Linked DNA regions of Homo sapiens: region 2 is linked to region 1. The links are chromatin loops, found by intact Hi-C in ENCODE. Cell type or tissue: PC-9. All regions are shown on one strand. Each heading gives the region's core, and the rest is flanking DNA. Links, peaks and the distances in the headings are about the cores only.

The links. Hi-C counts contacts between places; a loop is a spot of excess contacts. Peaks named below come from ENCODE experiments on the same cell type or tissue, not always from the same donor. Only the 100,000 strongest peaks of a DNase experiment are listed, where the experiment ranks them.
Region 2: a loop joins it to region 1, with 2.7 times the contacts of the local background. A loop is called at or near these places in 2 of 110 quality-filtered maps.

The regions. Positions count from the first base shown.
Region 1 is chr9:112,376,611-112,385,319 of GRCh38, forward strand. HSDL2 (hydroxysteroid dehydrogenase like 2) reads left to right here and starts at 3,498. Exons shown (of 11, transcript NM_032303.5): 1 at 3,498-3,570. The coding sequence starts at 3,554. It also overlaps a transcript of PTBP3 not described here. RefSeq lists enhancers at 2,682-2,731, 2,832-3,081, 3,081-3,680, 3,112-3,231 and a silencer at 3,452-3,701. In PC-9, for the core only: no CTCF peak of the experiment used is centred there; DNase peaks (open chromatin) are centred at 2,211 and 3,321; H3K4me3 peaks cover 4,455 bases; H3K27ac peaks cover 2,323 bases.
Region 2 is chr9:112,888,900-112,897,608 of GRCh38, forward strand. It overlaps SLC46A2 (solute carrier family 46 member 2), which reads right to left and starts at 1,977. Exons shown (of 4, transcript NM_033051.4): 1 at 654-1,977. The coding sequence starts at 1,782. In PC-9, for the core only: no CTCF peak of the experiment used is centred there; a DNase peak (open chromatin) is centred at 5,302.

The DNA of each region.
Region 1 (8,709 bases), core at 150-8,149:
TGCAAGGAGAGCCAGTCCAAGTCCCGAAACTGAACCTGGAGTCTGATGTTGGAGGGCAAGAAGGGGATAAACGCACAGGAGAAGGATGTAGGCTGGGAGGCTAGGCCAGTCTCATCTTTTCAGGTTTTTCTGCCTGTCTTATATTCACTGGCAGCTGATTAGATGGTACCCACTCAGATTAAGGGTGGGTCTGCCCTTCCCAGCCCACTGACTCAAATGTTAATGTCCTTTGGCAATACCCTCACAGATACACCCAAGACCAATACTTTGCATCCTTCAATACCATCAAGTTGACACTCAGTATTAACCATCACAAGCCCTATGAAATAAAAAGTTTTATGACCCCTTTCTTCCCAGAATTATGAATGCCAATTTACTTGCTCTACATTTACGCAACTTCCATGACCTGGGGTAGGTAGGTATGCAATGTTGTGTTACTTCCCCATTGTCCATATCCACTTGTGTCCCTGGCCATGGCCAACTAATTTACAGGTTGAAACATTTCCCAGCACCTTGGAAGGCTGTGTGGTGGGAGGATTGCTTGAGGTGAGGAGTTCAAGACCAACCTGGGCAACATAGTGAGACCCCTGTGTCTATAAAAAGTAAAATTAGCCAGGTGTGGTGGCACATGCCCGTGGTCCTGGCTACTTGGGTGGCTGAGCCCAGGAGGTTGAGGCTACAGTGAGCCATGATCATGCTGCTACACTCCAGCCTGGGTGACAGAGCAAGATCTTATCTCAAAAAAACAAAACAAAACGAAACACATTGTACTAGACTGTCTTAGTATTTGAAGCTTGAACAGATACACAGAAAAGACAGGGAAGCCACCTACAATGCATTCTAGAAAGATCATGCTGCTGAGGATCATGGAAGCACCTTAGTTCCCATTGTCAAGCTTAGTTGTTCAGCTCTTCCTTAAGTTATATAAACTATCCCAGAATTCTTCTAAATTCTCCAACCCCTTTAATTTGGTTTAAATTAGCCAAATTACATTAATGTTGCATATAACCAAAACTTAAGGGATATAAATTGGTTGGGAGAATGTGTTGTAACCAGTAGTCTGTCAGGAAACTGTTGCATTTTTAGGTAGTTTTATCAAGCTGAGAAGGGGTGAAATGAGTGAGACTTACCTGACTTTCAAGACATCTATTTTTCAAACCATTTGTTTTCACTTCTTTACTGTGTTATCACCATCCTCCCAGGACTTTACACCAGAAATCTGAAGGTCACCACTGATACCATCTTCCCCCTTTGCTCCTACATCTAATCATTAGTTACATCTGCCAGGTTCCATATCTTGAGTATGTCTTTTCATTTCTACTATTACTGCCTTAGTTCAGGTTACTACTTTTCTTACACATTACATTACTATGGGCTTTTAAATGGCTTCTGTGCCTTTATCTACTCACAAACTATTCTTCATGCTGCAGTCAGAAGTGTTCTAAGCCAAAATTATTCACCTTCCAAAATGAAGATCTAATTATGTTCACAAGTCCTCTCCTTCACCCATTCCTCACCTCTAGCATTAATCTAACACTAGGTTAATCAAGGTAATGGGGTAGAAGGTCATGGGTAACTCCAAATCACACTTTAAATGAACTCTAGTCAAAGTACTGAATACAATGGATTTAAACTTGCTTGGTAAAACTACCTCTAATAATTTAGGAATATATTTGCCTTCTGTGAAAGCCATCGCAAAGTATAAAAATAGTGTAAGTACAGGTATTTAGGCTCACAAAATATCGTTATGACTGAAAAATTGGCAAAGGTTTTTTGTTTGCTTTGCCTCTTCGTTGAGCTCTCTTTCCGTAACAAATGGAAATAGAAGCACACAAATTCAAGAAAGGAGGCTCTAACAGACTGAAGATATTGTGGCTTTCAAAAAGGAGAGAACATTTTAGATGATATGAAGGAAATGTCACCCCGTTACTAAGAATTCACTCTATTCGACAGATATATACACGCTTCAGCAAGTGCTCCTAAGGATGAGAGGAGAGTAAGTTATTTTCATCTAACAGTCTCTATCAACACTCTTCTTAAAACACCTAATGCTTAACAACAGTCTAAAGAACACACTGGCTACTCATACCTCCCATAGGCAGAGACCTTGTCCTTTTTGAGCTGCTGTATCTCAGGTAATCAGCAATCACTTAGTGGATGATAATAATTTGCAAATTCCTCTGGAGCCTCTAAAGACCGTATCATGAATCATCAATTCAAATGCCTACAGGAGTCGGGCAGGTGATATGCAGGAGGAAATAGAGTCATTTAGGGCCCATAACAAAGGGGAGAGAGGCCGGGCGCGGAGGCTCACGCCTGTAATCCCAGCACTTTGGAAGGCCGAGGCGGGCCAATCATTTGAGGTCAGGAGCTCGAGACCAGCCAGCCCAACATGGCGAAACCCCGTCTCTACTAAAAACACAAAAAAATTAGCCAGGCGTGGTGATGCATGCCTGTAGTCCCAGCTACTCCGGAGGCTGAGGGAGGAGAATCACTTGAACCCGGGAGGCGGAGGTTACAATGAGCCGAGATCCGCGCCACTGCACTTCAGCGTGGGCGACAGCGAGACTCCGTCTCAAAAAACAAAACAAAAACAAAGGAGAGAGTACATAAGCCATCTCCAGGCTAGTTTCTTTAACTAGTCTTCATATAATAATCTCCTCAAGGTCCTGTTCTATCCCTACAAAATACAAAACAGTTCCTCGTGTCTTCCTTCAAATATACTACAGTCTTTAGCTCATCAGAGTAGCTGAGTTAGTCCAAGGCATAATCCCAAAAGCGAAACTGAATGTCAGAATTGATCTCATTTCAACACTCATTCCAGAAGTAGAAACTTCTGCAAGTTCAGCTTTTGACTATGAATTCTTCAGCGCGACTTTTGCAGAGAGCTCTGTTCCAAGAAGCTGGCGCCTTAACACAAGCTATCTACCGATGCACAAGGGAAGGCTGGCTTGGGTCCAGATTCGGCGGGAGAGTGGAAACGCGACGCTGGCCGACTTCAGCCACAAAGGCAATTTCTGCCCAGGGCTAGCGTTCCTAAGAGGGGGCCGAGAGAACGCCAGGCTCGGGCGTAGGGGCAAGAAGACCCAGAGCTAACGCACCTCTCGGAGGGCCCAAGCTCAGGGCTCAGTCACCCTCCCAGCTCGGAGCCGGCGCTGGAACACAGCGGCGCGAGGAGAAACCCCTAGAGACAGGGAAAAGGTGGACGTAGCGGCTGACGCTGCCCAGACGCTAGGCGCCGACAGGAGCCTGATTGTCACCGTACGACCAGTGAGGGGGCGGGGCGGAGCTGTGCCTCAAAGCGCCTGCGCGGAGAGCCTGCAATCAGGGACCAGGCTTGGGAGGCGACGAAGAGGAACGCTGGGCGCAGGAGGCCCACTGCATACGCAGGCGCACTCGGCGATCCCGGCTTTTCCGCGCGCAGTTCCCGCACAGGCATCGGGGGGGGCAGGGGCGGGGCAGGGGCGGGGATAAATGCGGAGGGACGGTCCAGCTTTAGCTCTCTGCTCGCCGCCGCCGCTGTCGCCGCCACCTCCTCTGATCTACGAAAGTCATGTTACCCAACACCGGGTAAGGGGGTAGGGGCGGCGCGGGGAGAGACCCTGTCGGGCGAAGGGCGCGTCTCGGTGGGGCCGCCGCGGATCGCCCGGGCTGGCCGGCCCGGCTGTGGGAGGTCAAGGATACTGCCTGGGCACGCTCTGAGCTCTGGTCCGCGCTGGGCACTGTGCACCGAGAATCTGCGGTAACGTGTGAAAAGGAACACAAACTTTTGTATTACAGGATGGCAGCAGTGTAGAAACCTTTTCCACGGGTAAAGGGCCGAGGGGGAGTCACCACGCCGCCCCCAGTGCCGGCCCTCCCTGAGTTTAGCAGGAGTGCGTGCCTGGCCGAATGCGTGTGAGTTCTAGGTGAAAGGTCGCAGGAGCAGCTCCAGAGTTTAAAGAGTTTTCACTTGTTCCTGACGCTCAATTCTAGAGTAATAATGGAGTGTTTAAAAAATGATTTCCAAATTAGAAACTAAACCGATCTTAAAACATGGGTATCTTTGGGGGATTTTTTTTTCACCTTAAAAAATTGTGTTAAAATACGTACAAAATCTGCCATCTTAACCGTTTTTTAAGTGTACACTTCAGTAGTGTTAAGTAGATTCATATCGTTGTGCAGTCAATCTCCAGAACTTTTTTCATCTGCAAGCTGAAACTCTATCCATGAAACAACTCCTCTTCCCCACCTCCGCTCGTACATTGGCAACCACCATTCTACTTTCTGGTTTATGTAAGGTCTGGGTATCTTGAGTTGAGTGACGTGTTGTCAGATTTTGTAATTTGCCTGAAACATGCAGGCATATAGCCAAAGACTTAAAACAGTTCAAAGAGTATAGGGTAAAAAGTGAGTCTCCCCATCCCTAAAATCTAGTTCCCCAGTTACTTACGTTTCTATTTCGTGCATGTATGAACATAATTTGTATACATCCGGATACACACACACACACACACACACACACACATACCCTTTCTTAAAAATAGCAGCAGACTCTATTCTTGGTCTTGCTACTTTTAGTTGGTATGTCTTGGGACATTCTTTCTTTGTTTTTTTTAAAGACGGGGTCTCCCATGTTGCCCAGACTGGCCTGTAGCCTTGAACTCCCAGGCTGATGTTCCTCCCTTCTTAGCCTCTGGAGTATTTAGGATTACAGGCATGCACCGCTGTGCCCAGGGACATACATTTTTAGTACATGGCAGATCTTCCGCCTCCTTTTTTTTTCTTTTGAGATGGAGTCTCGCTCTGTCTTCCAGTCTGGAGTGCAGTGGCATGATCTCGGCTCACTGCAGCCTCCGCCTCCCGCAATTCTCCTGCCTCAGCCTCCCGAGTAGCTGGGACTTCAGGCGCGTGCCACCACGCCCTGTTGATTTTTTTGTATTTTTAGTACAGACGGGGTTTCACCATGTTAGCCAGGATGGTCTCAATCTCATGACCTCGTGATCCGTCTGCCTCGGCCTCCCAAAGTGCTGGGATTACAGGCGTAAGCCACTGCGCCTGGCCCCTCCTCCTTTTTAATGGTTGCATAATATTCTGTAACAGCTTGAGTATCCATTATCCAAAATGCTTGGTTCCAGACGTGTTCGGATTTCAGATTTTCAGATTTGGTTTGCTCAACCTGTATATGAATATACCTTTGTTTATTTAACCTGTTCCCTATTGTTGGATACTAGACTGTTTCCAGTTTTTTGGATACTCTTTTTTTGCTTCCATAATTATACTTGTATTTATCTATTTGCACATATATAAGTGTATATGTAGGATAAACTCCTGGAAGTGAAATTGCTGGATCAAAGAGTAAATGTGGCTGGGCACAGTGGCTCACGCCTGTAGTCCCAGCACTTTGGGAGGCCGAGGCGGGCGGATCACTGGAGGTCAAGAGTTCGAGACCAGCCTGGCCAACGTGGTGAAACTCCGTCTCCACTAAAACTACAAAATTACAAAAATTACAAATACAAAAATTAGCTGGACCTGGTAGCGGGCACCTGTAATCCCAGCTACTCAGGAGGCTGAGGCAGGAGAACCGCTTGAACCTGGAGGCGGAGGTGGCAGTGAGCCGAGATCATGCCACTGCCCTGCCCTCCACCCTGCGAGAGAGAGTGAGAGTCTGTCTCAAAAAGAAAAAAGAGGAAATGCACTTTATATTTTGACAGATATTTCCAGATGACCCCCCAGAAGGGTTGCACACCCAAAAGGATAAATGAGATCCTCTAATCCCACTTGTTGGCTAACCGCAAAATAGTTAATGATGAAAATCTAATTAGAGAAAAAAGTGTCACCTCATTATTGTTAAAATTTGCATTTATTTTATCACAAGTGTGGATTTGGATCTCTTTGTGTATTTAAACCAGGGACAATTTGATCCCCAGAGGACATTTGGTAATATCTCAAGACATTTTTGATAGTCACAATTGAATGGAGATGCTAATGGCATCTCGTGAGTAGAGTACAGGGATGCTGGTGCACATCCTACAATTCACAAGCATTCCGTACAACAAAGAATTATGTAGTCCAAAAGGTCAGTAGTGCAGAGGTTGAGAAACCCTGGTTTAAAGCCATCTATGTATCTTTATATTTGTCTGGCTTAACAAATGAGGTTTTTCGTTAATCTCTGAGGGCTCTGTGTATTTTAAAAATTTGTCTTTTATCACATTACAAATATTTTCCACAGTTTTTCATGTTGCATCTGGACTTTGATTATACTGTTTATTTAACATGGAGAAACATGTTTTTGTGAAGCCAGAGTTATCAGTCTCTTAAGGCTTTTGCATTTTTGAGTTAAACCAAGATCTTTTTTTTTTTTTTTGAGATGGAGTCTTGCTCTGTAAGCCTTTGAGTTAAACCGAGATCTTTCTTTCTGTCTTTCTTTTTTTTGAGATGGAATCTTGCTCTGTATGCCTTTGAGTTAAACCGAGATCTTTCTTTCTGTCTTTCTTTTTTTGAGATGGAATCTTGCTCTGTTGCCCAGGCTTGAGTGCAGTGGTGCGATCTCGTTTCACTGCAACCTCTGCCTCCCAGGTTTAAGTGGTTCTCCTGCCTTAGCCTCACAAGTAGCTGGGATTACAGGCGCACACCACCATGCCGGCTAATTTTTGTAATTTTAGTAGAGATGGAGTTTCACCATGTTGGCCAGGCTGGTCTCAAACTCCTGACCTCAAGTAATCCTCCTGACTCGGCATCCCAACATGCTGGGATTACAGGTGTGAGCCACCGTGCCTGGGCAGATCTTTTTATAATTAGTTTTCTTCTGATATTTTTATGGTCTTATATTTTTGTATTTTTCAAATATATTTGTATTGTCTATATTTTTTATAGTCAGATTTTTTTATCCCCCTGAGATTTCTTTCAGGAAGTGAGTTAGGAAGCCCACTTGATTTTTCTTCAGATGGCTGCTCATTTGTCCTAGCAGCATTGACCTAAGAGTTAATCTTTTCTCTTCTGCTCGAAATTCTACCTCTGTTGTATATTAAATTCTTGCACATATAGCGCTCTGTTTCTGGACTTTCTGCTCTGCTACTTTAGTCTCTATTCATGTACCAGTACCAGACTGTTTACTTAATTAATTAATTGAGACAGGGCCTCGCTCTGTCACCCAGGCTGGGGTGCATTGGCACCATCATAGTTCACTGCAGCCTTGATCTCCTGGGGTTAAGCAGTCCTCCCAGCTCATCTTCCCAATTAGGTGGGACTATAGACATGCGCCATAATGCCTGGCTATTTTTAAAAAATTTTTTTGTAGAGGAGTCTCACTTTGTTGCCCAGGCTGGTCTCAAACTCCTGGGCTCAAGTGATCCTCCTGCCTCAGCCCCCGAAGTGCTAGGATTACAGATGTGAGCCACTCTACCCAGCCCAAACTATTTTAATTGCTCTAGTTTTACAAAATGTTTTAATATGTGGGAAAGCTAGTTCCCACCACATTTGGATTATTTTTCAGAATTTTCCTGGTTATACTTGGGTATTTATTTTTCCAAATGAAGTTTAGAATAATTTGTATAGTTTTTTGGAAACAGTTGTTCTTCCTTTTACTAAAAATTTCAGTACTTTTACCTGATTTTGGGGTACCAGAGAATTTTAGTAAATTAAACTGTAAGTTAGCTCTTCATCAGCAAGTTTTAGCCATCTATCAATAATACTAAGAAATTTGGAGCCTTCTTTGAAGTGCTCTTGCCTTCTATATTCTGGTACTAATGCTTTGGAGCTGGAGGACTTCTTACTGGCACAGATCAGGGTTATGTTTGCTTTTTTTTCTGCCAATGCCAGAGACTCTGAGTGAGGAAGAAAATGCCCTTTCTCCTACTGGGAATCAATCAAGCTATACTCAAAGCAAAGAGATATGGCTTTTTTTTACAGCAATAGTTGGGACATTTTCTTGTAAATACTTACATTAAAAATCACTTTAGCCTGTGGTCCCAGCTACTTGGGAAGCTGAGGTGAATCACTTGAGCCCAGGAGGTTGACGCTGCCATGAGCTGTTGAGGCTGTTGTGGTAAACTGAGGACCAGAGAGACCGATATTGGGAAGACAGGAGGATGTTTATTTAAGGTACTCACCGGCTCAGTGGATTCACATCCAAAAAGCTGAGCCTTGAACAAAAACAGAGTTTAGCTTATATAGGCCAGCATACAAGATCAAAACAAAGGCAGTAAATTTTACAGTGACAAATCACGTAATCCATAGCATAACTGCTGACCTGGCACTAACCTGTGGCCTTGCATAGCTAGTGGCCTAGCAGCTGCATCGAAAGAAAAACAGGAACTTTGCAAATCTTACTAAATACAAGCATTGGCAAACATAGTCATAACTAATAGTACAAGAGAGACAGTAAAGGAAATTGTTTTTCGTCTTTTAACCTTGCTCAGGGGTGTCTGGAGTTCATTTCTGCAGGCTAGGTCACCACGACCTGTCTACAGCCTTGCTTGCAGTAGTGAAAAACTTGTGCAAGACTGTCAAAAGAAAAACACAACAACAACAACAACAGAACCACTTTAATATTTTATGTATACTACCTTTTGTATGAAAAAAGGAAGGGATAGTTTTTCACATACATAGAGTGTTTTATATATATATATGTTTGCTTATGTTTGAAAAAAGTACAAAAATGATAGGCCAGAAATTAATGAAGCTGGTCACCTATAGGTAAGAGATCAGACTTCTTTTTTAAAAGTTTTT
Region 2 (8,709 bases), core at 429-8,428, 510 kb after region 1:
TTTTTTTTTGAGACAGAGTCTTGCTCTATCACCCAGGCTAGAGTGCAGTGGCACAATCTCGGCTCACTACAACCGCTGCCTCTTGGGTTCAAGTGATTCTTGTGCCTCAGCTTCCTGAGTAGCTAGGACTACAGGTGTGCACCACCACACCTGGCTAATTTTTATGCTTTTGGTAGAGATGAGGTTTTGCTATATTGGCCAGGCTGGTCTTGAACTCCTGGCCTCAAGTGATCCTCCCACCTCCCGCCCAAAGTGCTGGGATTACAGGCGAGAGCCTCTGCGCTCGGCCTTTGAAATTCCATCCCTTTAAAATGGCAAGGGGGTGTGGGGGAAGAAACCCAATTCCATCTCCTCTGTTGAAGGCCATCCTGAAGCCTCCCCTACTGACTCCAGGTACCACTGACCACACCTCCTTGACTGCCCAGAACCATGAACACCACTCTGGTAACATTTCATTCTCAATATAGATAATTAATTAACAATACATTACAGATAAACTCAGGGGCATATAATCTTGTGTCCCTTGTGCCTCCTAGGTAGCAGGTTCAATCCCTGGTGCTGAGCTAGGACACCCAGACCATGGCATCCCTGGTGTCAGCCCCATGATGCAGAGGGCTAGCAATGTCCTGCCTCCTCAAGAATGACAGACTCACCAATATAGAACATGTATGTCTCTTTCACAAAAGCCAAGAGGAGGGCTCCTGACCCAAAGGAGACCATCCCAATCATGATCATGGTGGTGTCCCGAAAGCAGCGGGAGAAGACCAGGACACCCAGGAAGCTGGTGATGAAGATGGTGTACCCTGCAGCCATACCATAGCCCACCTGCACTTGGTTCCAACCGAGAGGCTCCCTCAGCACAAAAAGAGGGATCACGTCCACTGTGCCCACCACCGCCAGGTCATATATGATAGCACCCACAAAGAGCAAGGCAATGGTGGTTTTATGGGGTTTTGCTTTTCCAGGAGATGGAGGGTGCCCCACTGCATACTGTTGGTCCAACTGATCAGGATCCAGAGTGCGGTATGTGCCAACCGTGCCAGACACGGTATCCACGGCGGGGAGCTCCTGGCTGGGTTTGGCCACCGACTCAGGGACCTTTAGCACCAAAAGGCTGTAGAGCAGGGCAAACGAGGCACAGCTCACGCTGCAGGCCGTCAGTATCAGGCCCTGCCCAGAGTGCCCAGCCATCTGCTTGAAGAGATGCCCGGAAGCCATGCTCCCGCAGAACCCCGCCAAGCCCAGCATCAGGTCAATGAGGATGAGGCGCACAGAGCGGCGGCCCTCGGAGGAGCCCAGCGATCCCAGCGCCATGACCCCGGACCAGAAGGCGGAGAAGCCGCCGAATAGCCCGTTCAGCGCCGCCGCCCCGTACAGCACCTCCACTGGCCAGTCCAGCAGCACCTTGAGCAGCAGCCCGAGGCGGGAGAGCAGGAAGCCCAGCAGCGACATGCAGATGGAGATCTTTCGGTGGTAGCGGTCGCTGAGCCATCCCAGCCCGTAGGCGGACAGCAGGGGGGACAGGCCCACCACAAGGTTGTAGATAATGTAGAAATTGGAGATGGCTCTCTGCTGTTGGTCCTCTAGAGCCCCCCGGGGCGATGGGCTGGCACTGTGGTTGGAGGAGCCTCCGGTTCCGTAGGACGCCTTCACCACGAGGAGTAGCCCCGCATCGTAGAGGGAGGCAGCCACCTGGGACGAGGCCACCACGGGCTCAACCCAGGTCCTCGGGTGGAAGCGAGGCAGGTGGCCCCTCCGCGGGCAGGTGACCTCGGGGCTCATGTGACCTCTCTGATGGGGATCGAAGGGCTTTCTGGCTGCAGTGACAAGGATATGCTCCCAAATTCGGCTGCTACGGCTGCTCAGGTTTCAGTCCCGGAGCGCGAGTGTGCTCCGTGCGCCGGGAGCGCGAGTGTGCTCCGTGCGCCGGGAGCGCGCCGGCCAGTGGCGAGCAGAGCCAGGGCACGCAGCGCCTGTGACAGCAGCCCGCCCAGCAGCCGAGTGACCTCCCGAGTGACTCCTCCTCAGGCCAGAAAAGGCCGCGCTCCACCCTGCCCTCGCCACCTCAGGCAGAGTAGGACTGGCGACAGTCCAGGGAAGCCAGGCGCGGGGGAGCGCACCGCGAGTGCTGGCTCCTGGCGCCAGCACCCCCGGGGCCGACGGGTCACGCTGCTCCTGTGAGCGCGGCCGCCTGACGGGGCCGAATTTCCCCACAGCCAGGCGTGCGTGCCCGGACCTCCCGCGGATCTCTGCGGACCCCCCACCACCGGGGCAGGGGCTGGAAGGAAGCTCCCCAGGACTGGCTCAGGGAGCGTTTCCAAATTCTCCCATCCCAGGAAGGCAGGTTTGCGCGAGGGGTGGGACGCCTAGGATTCTGCCTAGGATAAGTATTGGGGTGTGAAGTTTTATTTATAGATTTAATGCAACAGGGGCCCATGTGCTATAGGCAGCTGGGTAGCACTTTGAGAGAAGTAAAAACTTGGGAGCCGCCAGGTCCAGGCTCTTCTCCAAGCCAAAGGCCTCTTAGAGAAGAGTCCTGTTTGGTACACCTGCATTGGTGGGCCTAGTGCCTGGGCCTTGTCTAGAAGGCTCCTGCCCCAAACCCCAGGGCCAAGGGAGAGACGGCAAGATCCTGCCAGCCCTAGATGTCCCCCTAGATGATAAAACTGGACTCTTGGGCAGGGGCTTGAGCCCACTGGAAGGGGCAGAGTCACCAGGGTCCTCATCTGAATCAAGTGCCCAGGTCCCTTTCTGCTTGTTAGTAGTCACTCTTCTTCTGTCTGTGGGCTCACTCCCCTGGGCTGGGCTGAGACCTCCACTTCCCAGGTGGCCTCGCTTCTTGTTTAGGTACATACTTCTGCAAAGAAAACCAGGGTGATGGATGGTGCAGGGGCCAAAATGTACCACAGAGCATGACCTGTTCCATGGTCAGCCCCAGGGATGGAGACTCAAAGCACACAGCCTTCCTGTCCCTCTACCCACAATCCACTATAGCTCTGGCAGCGTGGATGATCAGGAACCCAAAGACATGAAAGGGAGACGCAGGTATGCAGGGAGAGCTTAAAATGCCACATGGATAATATACTCATGTAGGGAGTAGGGACTGGATTCCAAATGATTTAGTGTATCTATGTGCTCTTTTGGTAGTGTTTAGGTGGGCTATAATCTCCTCCCCTGCCACCCTCAACCTCCAGCATGGCCCAGCCTCCTCGTGTCTAGGCCCAGACGACTCTGCCTTCTGCAAAGAGAAAGACACACCTAGTCTTGCCCTTCAAGATGTGCCCCATGGATCTGGCCCAGCAGCCCATTTCCTTCTTCCTCCCCCTCACCTAGGGTCACCTTGGGAGATACATGTTTCACCCAACCCAAGCCTGGCTCTCCCACTCCATTCTTAATTTTTCCAGAGGCTACAGCAAACAGTCCAAACACCTTGATCCTATGAGGGGTGGAGACTCCAGTGAATGAGTAGGTTATGGGGCCAGGTGGTATTCCACAATCAAATATGGCCATGAGAACAACCTGACCCAGATGGACCACTCTGGCCACTTGATCAAGGAGTCTGTGCATTCTAGGGCTCTAGACTGTAGGGGGCAGCCCTTGTCATCTCTGGGAGGGTCTGTGGTATTTCAGTTCTTCCCATTGTCTTGGGAAACCAGGGACATTTGAAGGGTCTCTGAGAGAGTCACATCAGATCTAGAACAGATCTAGTAGGAGCTGGGTTATTAGGATGCTAGTCAGCCCTAGGAACCCCCAGGCTTCTGAGTTCTCTGGCCTGGAAATGAACAAGACTCAGGGTAGTCAGTGTCTCTCCCAGTTTAGGCTACTGTGGGTTGGATTATATTCTCATCATGTCCCCACTTCTTGCTCCATCTCTGAATGCAGGCCCCAGGTGAGCTAGCACCTGGTCATCCTCTGCAGCCCAGGCTACCAGCAAGTAGAGCCCTGACCTTGCCACTTCAAGATAGAATCTAGTCTCCAGTGCAAGGTTGGCTTCATTAAAGTGCAAGTACTAAATCTCTGATGTTTAGATTGATAAAATCACACTATTCCAGAAGAAAGGAACTAAGAAAAAAAACAGTAGCAACTAATATTTTTTGAGCCCTTATTATGTACTAAGCATTTTACGTGAATGAATTTAATCCTCCCGAGAAGTCTGTGAGCTGATCTATCACCCCATTTTTACAGACTGAGATACTGAAACCAGAGAGGTTAGGAAATTTGCACAAGATCACAAGGCCAGTAAATCAGGAAACTAGTATTTGGCATCAGACAGTCTTTGCAAGCCTACAGCTATGGGGAAAATACAGTTGCCAGAAATTTTTATTTGAGGATGTCCTCTTAACCCACATTGGAATGTGGAGAGGAGTAGAAACAACACAATCATGTTGTGATTATTGTTGATCAACAATGTATTGCATAAATAGGAACAAGAGAGTGGATAGATTATCTGTTGAACCTATATCCCAGGCACTTTACACTCAGGCAAGGAATACTTTTGTTTTCTTAACAAAATTCATAGCCCCTAAATTCATCTTAGAAAGGAACAGTCTTTGAAAAACACCTTTGGTCAGTGTTAGAGAGTGAAATTCTCAGGTCTGAGGATTCCAGCTGTGGAGGAGGTTCCAGAGAGGGGGCGGAACCTTTATGCTTGAGTCAACGAGAGGGAAGGGTGAGAGAGAGAACCAAGGAGGGAGAAGAGAGGGGAAAGAAGTTCAGGGAGGAAGTAAGATCAGCAGGTATTGGTGAGAAGGGTCAGGACTAGAACTCTTGGCGTCAGGGTGGTCTGAAGGAACTTTTGAAGAATAAGAATGTCTAGTGTGGATTTTAAACATCTTACTGTATCATGTACATGTGAATCCTTAGTGTGACCTCCCTTTGCTCCTCAGTTCTTAATTTCTTTTTCTTTCTTTTTTTCTTTTCTTTCTTTTTTTTTTTTAGACAGGGTCTTGCTTCTGTTGCTCAGGCTGGAGTGCAGTGTTGCGATCAAAGCTCACTAGAACCTCAAATTCCCGGGCTCAGCCAATCCTCCTGCTCCAGCCTCCCAAGTAATTGGGGCTACAGGCATGCACCACTGCACCCAGTTAATTTTAATTTTAATTTTTTTTCTGGTAAAAACAGCATCTCACTATGTTATCCAGGTTGCTCAGATTGGTCTCAAACCCTTGGCTTCAAGCGATCCTCCCACATCAGCCTCCCAAAGTGCTGGGATTACAGGTGTGAATCACTGCACCTGGCCTTCCTGAGTTCTTTAGAAAAGTTTATTCATAAATGTTTTGTGCAAGTGGCATTTTTTTTTTGTTTTTTATTTTGGTAGAAACTGCTGAGGAAGCTATGATTCATCTCTGGATTGACATAATGCTGAGCAGAGACCACAAGGGAGGAAAAGGAAGCCATGAGAACACAAATCTCCCAAGGATTCACTGAAATCTGGAATAGGCTTTGGACTTTCACAGGCTATGAGATTGGGGAGTTAAGCCATCTGACCCAGATCCTGAGGGGCAGAGAGACCCTTCAGCTAATGTGCAGACTACACTGATGGGGAAGGCCAAGGCAGGAGGAGTGCCTGAAGCCAGGAGTTTGAGACCAGGCTAGGCATCCTGGGCAATGCAGTGAGACCGTCTCTACAGAAAAAACTTAAAAATTAGCTGGGCATAGTGGTGCATACCTGTAGTCCCAGGTATTTGGGAGGCTGGGGTGGAAGGATAGCTTGAGCCCGGGAGTTTGAGGCTCCAGTGAGCTATGATTGCACCACTTCACTCCAGCCTGGGCAACAGAAAGAGACCGTCTCTCTTTATTGTTAATATTTCAGGGGCTGTGGTAAGCCTTTCCCTCAAAAATTGGGAGCAAGGAAAATAAGATACCCCCTCAAGCATTAATATATAGTAGAAAAAAGTAAAGATGTATAAACTCATTCAAGAAGACAGAGACAAATCTTGTCAGTGACCACCAAGGACTTTATTTCAAGTGTTTCCCAATGACTGTCTCATCACTACATGCAAGATGTTGCCCAAGTCTCTTTGCCTGACCTTGAGAACTTTCTGATTGTGGTTTTACTTCCCCATTATAGTTGCAAACAGGGAGAAAATGTGCTAGTTACTTTGAGTCTCCAAATAATTTCCCCTGATAAATTAATAAATTAGCGTTCTAGTTTATGTATCAGCCTTTCTGGGTCTGAATCTGGGAAATGGCTTCCCTCCCCGTATACTGATGAAATGAAGTATATTACGGTTAGACTGAGAGTCAGGCCCTGTCCACAGTAAATTCATCAAAATAATGACTGCCACCCATGGATGCCCTTGGAATATTGTTTCATTGGGCTTTTCCCTCAGAGGTGGCACCCTAACATTGCCCAGTTTTATAGAAACTTTGACTTAGGGTAGCTAAATCACTTGCACAAGGTCACACAGAGCCAGGTACTTAGGGTTGTGTGACTTCAGAATCTATCTATTTTCACAGTGCTTCATTTCTGAGGTAATTGAGTAGAAGGGGTGCATTTTAAGAAGGTGTTTGGTTGTTGAATGTTTCCCACCAAATATTGTGAGCCTATATTTCTATCTAAGATATTTTCAAACTCAGTGGTTAGTTTGTTCGTTTACTCATTCATCATCTGTCCATCCACCCATTTACCCACCCATCATCCATCCATCTACCCACACATCTATCCATCCATCCACCCACCCACCCATCATCCATCCATCTATCTACCCATCCATCCACCCACCCACCCATCATTCATCCATCCATCCATCTACCCATTCACCCTTCTACCCTTCCATCCACCCACCCACCCATCATCCATCTGTCTATTCATCCACCAACCCATTATTAATCCATCCATCCACCCACCCATTATCCATCTACCCATCCACCCACCCATCCACCCATCCATCCATCCACCCACCCATCATCCATCCATCTACCCATCAACCCACCCATCATCCATCCATCCACCCACCCATCATCCATTCATCTGTCCACCACCCACACGTTATCCATCCATCCATCTATCCATCTACCCACCTATCACCCATCCATCCATCCATCCACCCATTCACCCATCCATCCATCCATCCATCCATCCATCCATCCATCCACCCATCATCCATCCAATGCATCATCTATCCATCCATCCCTTTGTTAATCTTTAAGCACTTATTGAGTATCAGGCCCACCAATAGGTATGAGGGATGCAAATTCCTTTGCCCTTAAGGATCTTTTAGTCTGAAGAGTTATCAAAAGGCACTCAAGTTAACACTATATGCTCTGTTTTACACACGAAGTCACTGAAGCCAGGCCATGTCTCCTCTTTTATCAAGGAATTTCTCTCCACCCCAGGCTCTGCTATCAACCTGAATGACCTTACTAGCCTATGTTTTTTTGTGTGGTTTCCCTTCCCTACAAGGAAATAACTCTAATGCAAATCAGGACGCAGATAGAGGAAACTTTGGTTTTCTTTTCTTTTTTTCAATTTCTTACTTTCTTTTTAAACTCATCTAAGTGGGCTCAAAAGTCTTACCAAAATCCTGCTCTACAAGGTGTTAATGAGGTATAGTGTGTGGTATATGGTATGTGAAAGAGCAGTTTTTTTTTTCTTTTTTGTCTGTGGGGTCTTTGTCCACGTTTCACACTGTTTTTAAAGAGTTCTGAAATGAATTAAAGTTAACTATTTTTGTGGCATAAGTTTTGATACCAGCCCTTTTCTTTAAAGAAAGCATTATGAGATAAAGTCTTGCTTTGTCGCCCAGGCTGGAGTGCAGTGGCACGATCATGGCTCACTGCTGCAACCTCGATCTCCCAGCCTCAAGCAATCCTCCCACCTCAGCCTCTCGAGTAGTTAGGACCACAGAGCATGCCACCACGCCCAGCGAATTTTCAATTTTTTTTTTTTTTTTTTAATAAAGATAGAGTCTCACCATGCTGCCCAGGCTGGTTTCAAACTCCTGGCTCAAGCAATTCTCCCACCTTGGCCTCCCAAAGTGTTGGGATTACAGGAGTAAGCCACTGCACCTGGTCACTTTTTTTTTTTTTTAAACAAGAGAAGTGAAGTCTTTCTTGGAGTCAACGATTGATGTGGCCCTATCAGTCTAAATGCCAACAGAGGACCCAAAACAGACCTTTTGTTTCCAAATATGCAGAACAAGTTACTAAATACATCTTGTCTTTCCTTCTTTAGGATAGCCCCTTGAAGCAGAAGTTTTCTTGAATTTATCATCATTTATTAATTTTACAAATGCATAAAATTTATTAGTGAAATCTGTTGACTCATCAGCCCAGGTAGAGAAGCTGGTATTTAACAGTTAATTACACAAAACCTCTTCAGCATTATGTATGCCATCAATACATCATTTTATCACACTGTTTGAGAGTAGAAACTTTTCAATTTCTCTTACTGCATTTTGCTCACTGTAAATTCACATGCTGGTATTATTAGGTTCTTGCTACTGTCGCTTTTCATTTCATTGAAATCTTTTCTCTTTCATGTGTTTACACAAGTGCAAAATAATATTCACAGCATCTTCTAAATTTTAACCATGAATTTAAAACTGCTTTAAAGCTTTGGAATAGCTGGGTGCAGTGGCTCACATCTATAATCTCAGCACTTTGGTAGGCTGAGGTGGGAGGATTGCTTGAGGCCAGGAGTTGCTCGAGACTAGCCTGGGCAACATAGTGAGACCCTCGTCTTTACCAAAAAAAAAAAAAAAAGGCCAG